Regions from separate parts of the Homo sapiens genome. Here region 2 is linked to region 1. The links are chromatin loops, found by intact Hi-C in ENCODE. Cell type or tissue: PC-9. All regions are shown on one strand. Links, peaks and the distances in the headings refer to the core of each region. The heading gives the core; the rest is flanking DNA. Region 1 has its middle 180 kb from the start of ACKR3. Region 2 has its middle 91 kb from the start of ACKR3.

Region 1 (5,372 bases), core at 237-5,236:
CTGCAGGGTGAGTCGATGAGGTAACGCAGGTGAAGTGATTAGAGCAGGACCCAGGACACAGGAACACAGGGCGGGGGTGGGGCGCCGTCGGTGTATACCATGTGTGGCCTGCATTAGCATCAGGCAAACCCCTCTTTAAAATATGAGAGGCTTGAGGCTCTGTGCTGGCTTTCTCCTCTGCCTTTGTAAGCTCTCCTCCAGACTTGTCCAAGGCTAGATTGCTGGAGGCTGGTATTACATCCTCCTGCTAACAACTGTCACATTTGTGTCTCTGGCCAGGCATTCCCCCTGAGCACCCAGGTTTCTCCTGGTGCTCAGGACAGAGAACTTCTCTGACTTCTCTGATACCTCTTCCAGCATAGCCGCCAACATGCTTGACATCTCCCGTGGGTGGAGCTACAGTCAGAATGTTTGTTTCCCCCCAAAATTCATACATTAAAACCTAACCCTCAAAGTGATGGTATTAGGAGTGGGGTCTTTGGGAGGTGAGTAGATCGTGAGAGCAGAGCCTCATGAATGAGATTAGTGTCCTTATCAAAGAGGCCCAAGAGAATTCCCTCACCCCTTCTACCATTTGAAGACACAGCAAGAAGGTGCCATCTATAAACCGGAAAGCAGGCAGGCCCTCGCCAGACACCAATCCTGCCACCACCTTAATCTTGGATTTTCCAGCCTCCAGAACCATATGAAATAAATTTCTGTTGTTTATAAGCCACTGAGTGTTAGGTATTCTTTACAGTAGTATGCATGGGCTAAGACGGAGGACTGAAAGGCACATCAGACAGAACTCTGAGTAAGTCTTGCCTCATCCCTTTCCCAGTCCTTCTTCCTTTCTCCTGATCCCTTTCAGAGCATCTGACTCCTCCATTGCCAAGTCTACAAGCTGGTCAGCCGGTTCATTACCAAGTCCTGTCCACTGGACCTCTCAATACACCTGCCCTCTGAAGCCTCACCTTCATGACTCACCTGGATCCAGCTTCTGCCTGCTGTCTTTTCCTCCAACTCCAGACCACGCCAATCTCTACACAGTGTCCCAACTGACCCTTGAAAAAGCCAATCTAATATGGGATAAGTCTAGACCAAAGGCCTGGGTTTCCCGTTGCTTTTAGGATGAGGAGTCATGTCCTTGCCTGGTCTTCAGCCCCTGTGTGCCTTAGCTCCACCTACATCTCTCTGTGCTCACTGTGAGGACTCAGGGTCTCCCTCCACCTGATTTGAGGACTCAGGGTCTCTCTCCACCCAGCGTGGGGACTCAGGGTCTCTCTCCACCCAGTGTGGGGACTCTGCTTCTCTCTGCCCAGTGTGGGGACTCAGGGTCTCTCTCCACCCAGTGTGGGGACTCTGCTTCTCTCTGCCCAGTGTGGGGACTCAGGGCCTCTCTCCACCCATTGTGGGGACTCAGGGTCTCTCTCCACCCAGTGTGAGGACTCTGGGTCTCTCTCCACCCAGTGTAGGGGCTCAGGGCCTCTCTCCACCCAGCATGGGGACTCAGGGCCTCTCTCCGCCCAGTGTGGGGACTCAGGGTCTCTCTCTGCCCAATGTGGGGACTCAGCCTCTCTTTGCTCAGCGTGGGGACTCAGGGTCTCTCTCCGCCCAGTGTGGGGACTCAGGGCCTCTCTCCGCCCAGTGTGGGAACTCAGGGTCTCTCTCCACCCAGTGTGAGGACTCAGGGTCTCTCTCTGCCCAGTGGGGGGACTCGGCCTCTCTCTGCTCAGTGTGGAGACTCAGGGTCTCTCTCCGCCCAGTGCGGGGACTCAGGGTCTCTCTCCACCCATTGTGAGGACTCGGCCTCTCTCTGCTCAGTGTGGGGACTCAGGGTCTCTCTCCACCCAGTATGAGGTCTCAGGGTCTCTCTCTGCTCAGTGTGGAGACTCAGGGTCTCTCTCCGCCCAGTGTGAGGTCTCAGGGTCCTTGCATGAGCTCTTTCCTCTCCTGGGAATTCCTTTTGCTTCCGGGCTGACACCAGTGATCCTGGAGGTCTCCATGTGAATGTCCCTTCCTCAGGAATCCTTTCCTGGCCATTATTCCTCAGCAAGCACACTTTCCTCTCCTCAAAACTCTTCCCACAATTGTAACCAAACACCGACTTGTGTGAAGCAGGTGATTTGTCTTCCTGCTGCACTGTGAGTGCCACGGGGGCCTGGAGCACGTCTCCCTGTGTGTCACCAAACCACCAGTGCCTGACTCAGAAAAAGCAGCTCAGAAATATCAGGGGAATTGAATAATTCATCCAAATATCAAATTTCAAAAGCATGGTGCAGAAAAATATCAGTGGCTTTCATCAACCACACACTAAAACATTAGATGGGTCTAGATGCAGGCATAGTTACAAATGTGGCGTCCCCACGGAGGCATGGCCCCGTCACCCTGGGCACCAGCCAGGCCACACCCTGAGTATTCTAGTTGTACCATTCTTCTTTAAAAAGATACTGGTTGAAATACATGTGGACTGGGACATGCTCTCCCTTCTGGAGGGTAAGGTAGCCCACATCTTACTTAATGCAAAGCGCTGCTATTTCCACTAAAGTTTTCAGGAGCCTAGTTCTAGTTACCTTCATACAATGCCTGGCCCACTGTAGGTGTTCCCTGAAAGTCCAGGCAGCAGGCCAGCTGCAGCGTGAGCAGCTGCAGGGAGGGAGCCTCAGGGCTGTCCCTGAAGGAGCCAGCCCAGCCTGGCCACCTCCAAAGCCCGCATGCTTCAGGGGAACATGAGGCGCTCAGCCCTCCTCTGGCTCAATTCAGGCAAAACAGGAGAAAACGCATATAACGTTAGCCTGGGGGACCTGTCAAAATGCTTTCCAGCCTTAAGCTTCTGCGATTTTAAAATTGTCTTGGGCTAAATGGTCAGGACTCAAAGGAGGGATTGGGAGGGTTGGGGGATGCTTACAGTCGGGACCCAGCCCGTCCTGGAATTGGACATAAAACAGCCAATTGAAGGAAAAGAATTGGGAGGCCCTGCTGGGATTCAGTCATAAGAGGAAATGAAACCAAGGGAAATTATTTAATACCGGTATTTCCTAATCATAACTTTTTGCTTCTTTGAACCGCCCTATGGGCCAATCTCATTGCAATCTTGCATTGAAGGAGGAAGAGGGTGGAGGAGAGGCGGTTGCTGCGGCATTTGGCTCTGCCTCAGGGTGACACTTCCGAAGGAGGTCCCCACCAAGCCCTGTGTCCAGAGCTGGGAGCGTTCTGAAAGGTAAACCCAAGGTCAGAGAATGACTCCCCAGTGCAGAAGAGAAGACGGATGACTCCTGCAGTACCTGAGACACCACCTCCTGAGCCAGCCACTTCCTGCTGGGGGCCTGAAAAAGACAGAACCAAGACATGAGGGATCTGGTGGTGTTTCCTGGATGTCTGGGGCTTGGGGATTCTGTGTGCATGGTAGAGAGGGGGTCCCAACTCCCAAACTCCAGCAGCAGTGAGCAGAGCTGCACAGGTTGTCCGAGCAGAAACAGGAGAAAGGAGGTCTGTCCCCATGTGGGGGCCTGCACGTCTCACACCTTCAGTGTGTGGGCTGAGGATGAGGCCTCAGGCTGCAATGAGCATGCTGTCCCCAGACACTAATGTCGGCTTTCCCTTTGCCCAGACCTGGACAGTCACTCAGGTGTGGGGTCAGCGCTGAAGCACCGGCTGTTTCCTAGAAACACAAGCACACCCTCAGGCCTCCCTCCCTCTACAGGAGAATGTAACCAAATATTCCATTTCTCCAGTGGATCTGTGTGCCAAGGGAAACTTAACTGCCACTTGGAGCATAACTGAAGGGGTGACAAATTATTTAGGGGATATTTGGGTTGCAAGGAATATCCTTTTAAAAACAACAAAGTGCCATCTTTTGCTTTTATCATGATGGCACATGGTGGGGGGGAACTACATTTTTATTTGCTTGTTGTTGGGTACAGAGTTGCTTTCACGTTTCTCCTTCTCACACAGGTCCAAGTGCCCAGCCTCCCTCTGTCACCTCCCCATCCCCCTGTCAGAGCACTCAGGCCTGTCCCCAGGGAGTTCTACGGGCTCCCTGCAGGCCCTCTGAGGGGCCTCCCATCCCACGGGACCTGCCTCCATCAGCCTCATACAACTTGCTTTGCCTCTGGCCACTCTGATCCGCGCCCCCACGTTTGCAGCGCTTAATTATGTGTGGACTCCTGTGCTTGCTAGTTCAAAAAAGACCCTGAAAATAATCCAGTTTAACCTCTTCATTTTAGAGATAAAGACACTAAATTAAGTAGGTAAGGAATTTAAGTTCCACTCAGGGTCAACCCAGACATTTAATGGAAGAATAAAAATCAACCCCCTCATCTTCCCATCACTCTCTGCCACACCACGATGGCATCTGACTGTTTCATGTTTATGTCAGATGCACCATTGATTTGATAAGGGGCTTTGACAATACTTTTTAAAATAGAAATAATAAGGAAACACTTCCACATAAATGGAATTGCATCCTGGATTTCAGAGAAATGCTTAGGTGAGGGGAAGAGGGGTCTTGCGATCCAGGAAATGTCCTTCTACAGCCCTGTCCACTACCCAAAGCCTCGCCTGCCCCACAGCCCCGGTGCTGAGATGGGGTTCTGAGATGGGGGGACCGTGTGTGGTGGTCCTGCCAGGTAGATGGAGCGATTCGCTAGTGTGGCTCTCGGGTCATGACCCTCCCTGTTGTGGGTCCCAGGGGGTGGGTTATTGGAATTGCAAGCTCCCCGATGTCTGGCTTTGCCGGCACCCACCTGCAGCCTTGCCATGGCACTGTCCCCTCAAGCTTCTGCTTAGAGGCTGTCACCCGGAAGAATTGCTGAGGCCAGCCCTGCCTCTCACCTAGGGTATTGACGGTCATTGTGAAGAGCATAATGCTTTCCACTAATCCATCGAGATGAGGCAACATAACAGCACTATTCCTATCCATAGAAATAAATAGAAAGGAGCTGATATCCTCATCTCTTGATGTGATGGGGCTACATGCTTTGATCATCGAAGTGCTTCTGTATACTTGATCTCAAGAGGGGAGAGCAGTGCAGAGGGAAATAGTCAACTTTTTTGTTTTTGTAAGTAGCACAGTAGACTTTTTTAATGATTAAATGATTTTTTTCCAGATTTGATAAAACTGAAAGGAACTTTTGTTTTCTGTTTCTGTTGGGCTGATTTAAAGAAGAGATGAAATTAAAAAGATAAATAACAACAACAAACAACAAACAAAACAGTAACTGGGAAAGCTTCTAGAAAGCCAAGGGTATCTTTTCATCTTCCATCCTAGCTGAATCTCCTACTCTGTCTTCTGCACTGATTTTCTCTTTCTTTTATACCTTAGACAGGGTTCTGCCTAGTCCTATTTTTATATCTTTACAAGACACAAGATTACAGCCTACTCCCCATTTTAG
Region 2 (5,372 bases), core at 248-5,247, 88 kb after region 1:
GCGCAGGAGGTTTGGTGTTTTTACTGCAGGGCAGTCCAGAGTTTCTGGGAGAGCAAGTGATATCCTATAAGCCATCCACACACCTTCATTCCCCACATGCATCCTAAACTTTAAGTTAATGTTCTGCCTTTTCTTTTTCCCATTCAGGGAGATTCACATGTTTGGCCAAGATAGCCTGTCCCACTGACAGGACCGTAAAGCCAATCCAACTGGGAGGAGAGCCAGGGAGGCTGCGTTCGTGGACTTGAAGAGTCTAACAGGCCTGCTCCTGGAATTTCATCCCTCACTCTCCCCACTTCTCCCTCCAGCCCAGCGTGAACTTCACTCGTGCCAAAAAATCAACTGCATAAGAACAGGATTAAGCAGGAGGCTGGAGACGGAATTAAATAAAGTGCATGAATGAAACCTCAAGATTTTCTTAACTGTGAACTCACCAAGAGCCAACACAGCGGAGCTTATGAAATTTCACTAGGTGAGACTGTATGAGTGCTTCCGCACCAAGCCAAATTCAACCTCCCCATAGCTTCCCCCCAACATTTCTAAACCTGCCCTCTGGAATCATACCGATCAAACCTAATGTCTGAATGAATATGTTTATGCCCAGTGAAGCATAGAAGATGACTGCTGGGCATCCAAGTCTTCCCTTTCCCCAAATGAATTTTCGTGGGTCTCCTGTCCCTTGCCGCCCTGACAGTTCGCCACCCACTCATCACGTTGTGGGTCGACCCCAGTTTAGGGCTGCTGCTCCCATGAGTAGTTTCTTGAGCTGCTCTTTCCCTGGAGCTGTCCACTCTGATGCTGGAAGGGCTTCAATTTTGGGGTAGATCAGAGTTTCTCAAACTTAGCTCTATGGATCTTTTCACCCAGAGAATTATTTGTTCTGCGAGGTGGTCCTGTGCACTGTAGGATGTTTAGCAGCCACCCTGGCCTCTACCCACCAGATACCAGTAGCAACCCCCTCCCCGCAGTGACAAAAATGTTTCCAGACATTGCCAAGTGTCCCTTGGGGAACAGAGTCCCTCCTGACTGAGAACCACTGGGGTAGAATGTTTGATTAGGGTCCCCTTCAACTGAAAGGTTCTAACCATTCATGATTCCATGAACTGCCCACATTTTCTCAAATCATCAGCTCAGTTCAGATTGTGAAACCACTAAGAACACAAAACTACTTTTAAAAAAGGAGCTGGTGTTTTGAAAGTTCCCCATGAGTAATAAAAAGATGATGATGGTCAAGACAAAATTGCAAAAATGCCCAGTCCCCTTAAAATGAAAGCAGCAGGAAGAGCGGCAGCCCGGGGTGGAGGGAAGGGTTGGTGAAACTGAATTCCTGGAGGATTTCCCTCTTTGGCCAAGTGGGTTCATAGCAGAAGCTTAGCAAATGAACTTCACAAAATGTTCTTTCCACCCGAAAATGGTGGTCTCCTGTAATTTTAGCTGGTGAGAAGAGGGAGGAAATAAAGGAGCCAATGTTTAAATGAAATGAAATAGAATCGCTTAGAACCCTTCAGATCAATGGCTGGCTGGCTGAAGCAAAATCTTTTTTAAAAAAAATTGAGAGCCAGCCTTCTGACTCCTCATTGCTGGCTGAAATATGGCCAGAACTGTGAATTGGTTTAAAAGTTTAGGAGAAAGTCTGACCTGAGATTTCAAAGCATCCCATTTTAAATTGAAACTAATTCTTAAATCCACAGGAAGAAAGACCATGCCATCCACGTCCAATGCATTGTGAAATTTCATTCCCGGAGCCCAACATTGGATGTCAACTCAAGGAGATAATTCCTTCCCTTACTGGCTGCCTCTGAGGAAAACATCTGTTTGGCTTGATTTTCTTTTATATGTTCAGACCAGTGGCTAGGACTAACAGGATTGCTTCTAAACAAGCTCTTGCCCTGTTCTCTTTCCTCAAGCTTTTCTACCTGGACCTTCACTGTGAGGCCCACATGGGTGTGCGTGGGGACTGGGTGTGAACCAGCTTCCCCACTCACACCTCCTGAGGACTTTCTGTTGTCCCAGGAGCTCTTGTCTCTGTCTCAGTTCCAAATGCTGAGTAATTCTGAGCACACAAAAAGGACCCAGAGCAGAGAAACGTCCCTGGTCCCAGAACTCAACAAAACCAGAGTGTGAGTGAGAGAATCCCAGAGGCAAAGGCTAATGAGAAAGCAACCAAGCCCCCTGCAGTCCCTGGCCTACATTCCAAAGCCTTATTGTTTTCCAAAGCATTTCCTCCGAAGTGACCCATTTTACCCTCTGAGTCCCTAGTGATGGAGAAGGGCTGAGTAACTGCCTCCTCACTGTATTCCATTCTAGCCTAGGCAGCCATGTGCTGGACACTTAACCTCATGGGTGAGTGGGGTGGAAGAGCCCTGACTTATAGCACTTGCCGATTTTCATGGTGTCAGTACTCCCACTGTGGCCAATGTCAAACTACCAGTGTGAAGTCAACTAGCTCCCCCAATACCTGCAGATTTAACCACAGTTCTTGCAAGCAAGTGTGAGTCATCTCCAGCATTCCAGAGTCTAGGGCACCCTCCCCTGTGTAGCACCCACCCCCCTCTCAGAGCTCTGACATACCTTATTTACTCTTGTCTCATAAATGCCAAAGGGTTAAAAACATTTTTGGCTGGAGAACCAGACACTTTGGCTCTGTAAAAGGCAAAAGGGGAGTTTGAGTATATTTTAGTTTGCTTTTTTTTTCTTTAAATAAGAGAAAAGGTGACTGCAAAATAGTGCAGCAAACTCTAATGCACTCAACTGAGAGTTCTAAAAAATACACACTGTACCCTACATCAAACACTGCTAGATTCTGATCTCCCAGAAGAGGGAAAGGTGGTTTATTTTTCTTCAATTCTTCTCAACCAGAGAATGGCCTGCCTCATAAAATGAAGTTAATCTTTATTATACATCAGAATTGCTTTTACCCATTAATTTTTTATTGCAGCTGAATATTGATAATGTCTCCCAAAATAACTGATTCTACTTTACCTACTGTCATGAAATTATTTTATAATTTTAGATGTATCTTTAGTGACAGTAAGAACAAAAATAAGGTAGCTTTGTAGCTTGACTTGAAACATTAGGGTCACTGCTTCCTCAACATTTAAAAAATTACCACTTTTGATGAAATTACGGTCATAGGATTACAATGTGTGCTCTACTAGAATTCTCCAGAGCAAAAAGAAAAATTGAGCAAATGGGAAATTCAGGACTAACCATCAGGAAGAGAAATGGCTTAATATACATAAAAGAAACTCAATAATAACCTAGTCAGGCTAGGAAATGATCTTTAACATAACACATCAAATAACATAAACATCCAAATCAACCTGAAGCCCGTTCCTTCTCACTCGTGTTTCACCCTCATGCTTATGCCAGATCAAAAACAGCTGGAAAGAGTGGAGAAAAAAGGAAAAAAATGCCCATTCACCCCCCAAGAATTTCAAGGAGACAATGGGCATGGCTTTATCCTGATGGCTGATCAAACTGGGTCAATTTTTAATCCCTTCACTTAACCTAGGGCTCGGGGGTGGGGGGCAGAGAGGGGTGGGCAATGGGAGATAAGAATGACTTCAGAGCTGACTGCTGGACTCCCTCTCAAGCAAACTCACCAAGCGCTCTTAACTTGGAAGCAGCTCAGGTCATTCTGTAATTTGCTAGGCAGGTCTGCTATCATGCGTCATTTAATATAAAAGGCAACTCAAGAGCCAACACAGCAAGGTGGTGCCAAGACTCAGTCACCATTAATGTGCATATTAAAGGCCAGCAGACTGCATAGTTCAGTTACAGCACACAGTCATCAGTCATGTCTGCTGTAACCCAGAGACTCCCTGAGACAGCCCATAAAGCCATCTAACTCCGACGGTTTACAGAGGTTAACCTAAGAACAGTGATTACAGCCACAGAGTTGACACACGTAATTAGGTTAGAAAAGCTCTGTAAGTGAAACTGAAGACAGACTCTTATGGAAACAGATGTTTATCCCACTAATGCTGCTGGGTGTGTGCCGTGCAGTGTGTCTGTGCAAAGCTGGGGTGTGAGCATCCTTTAACTCTCTTGCCTGATTCCAACTCAGAGACCTCTGTGTCCTGGAACACGATTGCACTAGCCCGGGACCAGCCAACTGTGGCCCGAGAGGTCATGCCTACCTGGTGCCAGACTCCTCACCTTTCTTGCAACCTTAGACTTACACCAGGCAGGGAACAGATGGGAATCTCCTACAGAAAGACACCAGCACAGCCAGCATTGCCAAAGAAAATGTGGATAGTCAGAGCAGCATGGCATTCACTCCTTAACGCCCTCCAAAATGCCACTTTCTACTGCACAGGTGGAGAAGGAGCCAGTCACAGAGGAGGCTCCAAAAGCGGGGAAATGGGATAAGCTAGAGGAGGCAGCATGCAAGAGGCTGTCAGTGGGCCCTCCTCCCTTCTCATGTAGAGAAGGAAAAGAAATGGCAACATGGAAGAAAGTGGTGAATGAGAACAGGGGGAGATGCCAACACCTGACTCCGCCTCCACCACCTCCAAGCGGCTTTCGTTCTGGGTCACAAGTGGGAGAAAGAAATCCTGCCCCGCAAAAAGGGATCCTCACTGCTTCCCGGAGCAACCTAGCATGGAGCACTAGTTCTGCACACGCCCCTGGTTTCCTTAAGAAATGTAAGCTCCGGGAGGCTAGGGGAGGGATAGGATTAGGAGAAATACCTAACGTAAACGACGGATTGATGGGTTCAACAAACCCATATACATGTGCATTAGTGGGATATACCATGGCACATGTATACCTATGTAACAAACCTACACATTCTGCACATGTATCCCAGAACTTAAAGTATAATTTAAAAAAAAGTGGGAAACCAACAATCTAAGAATGAGGAGAAAACAAGGAGAATGACCCCCTTTTCTGTACTCTGTAGGTTTTATGGCACCTCTACTTGCCAGAGTAAAATGGAAGTAATATGGTCTTTGTGCACATTTACACTGAAAAAAGAGCCCTAAGGTTGATCTGTAAACTATAGAGTTCCTAGGTCCCCTTTTACTGTTTTATTTTCTGCCTGCTTTAAATCTGCTGTTACCTTTCTACTGAGATAAAAACCACTGTTTGTCTCTAATAGGTTTTTGTTTGTTTGTTTTGTAAGCTGGCAAATTTGTATTTATCTCACGGCTAAAGTACTGAAGTAAAAACTATAGAATCTTAAAAAGAAAGAAAGAAAGAGAGACAGAGAGAAAGAAGGAAGGAAGGAAAGAAGGAAGGAAGGAACGAAGGAAGGAAGGGAGGGAGGGAGAGAAGGAGAGAAGGAGGGAGAGAAGGAGGGAGGGAGGGAAGAAATGCAAGCTTCCCTCCAACTGGGTCCATTTTATTCCTCTCCCTTAGAGTTCAGA

The links. Hi-C counts contacts between places; a loop is a spot of excess contacts. Peaks named below come from ENCODE experiments on the same cell type or tissue, not always from the same donor. Only the 100,000 strongest peaks of a DNase experiment are listed, where the experiment ranks them.
Region 2: it touches region 1 in a loop (10-fold over the local background); 8 of 110 quality-filtered maps call a loop at or near these places.

Annotation. Positions count from the first base shown.
Region 1 is chr2:236,746,302-236,751,673 of GRCh38, reverse strand. No RefSeq gene overlaps it. Among named protein-coding and RNA genes, the nearest start is that of ACKR3, 180 kb to the right of the region's middle. In PC-9, for the core only: no CTCF peak of the experiment used is centred there; DNase peaks (open chromatin) are centred at 2,143, 2,683 and 3,113; H3K4me3 peaks cover 647 bases; H3K27ac peaks cover 4,501 bases.
Region 2 is chr2:236,658,330-236,663,701 of GRCh38, reverse strand. No RefSeq gene overlaps it. Among named protein-coding and RNA genes, the nearest start is that of ACKR3, 91 kb to the right of the region's middle. RefSeq lists an enhancer at 1,864-2,540. In PC-9, for the core only: no CTCF peak of the experiment used is centred there; a DNase peak (open chromatin) is centred at 2,491; H3K27ac peaks cover 2,032 bases; H3K27me3 peaks cover 265 bases.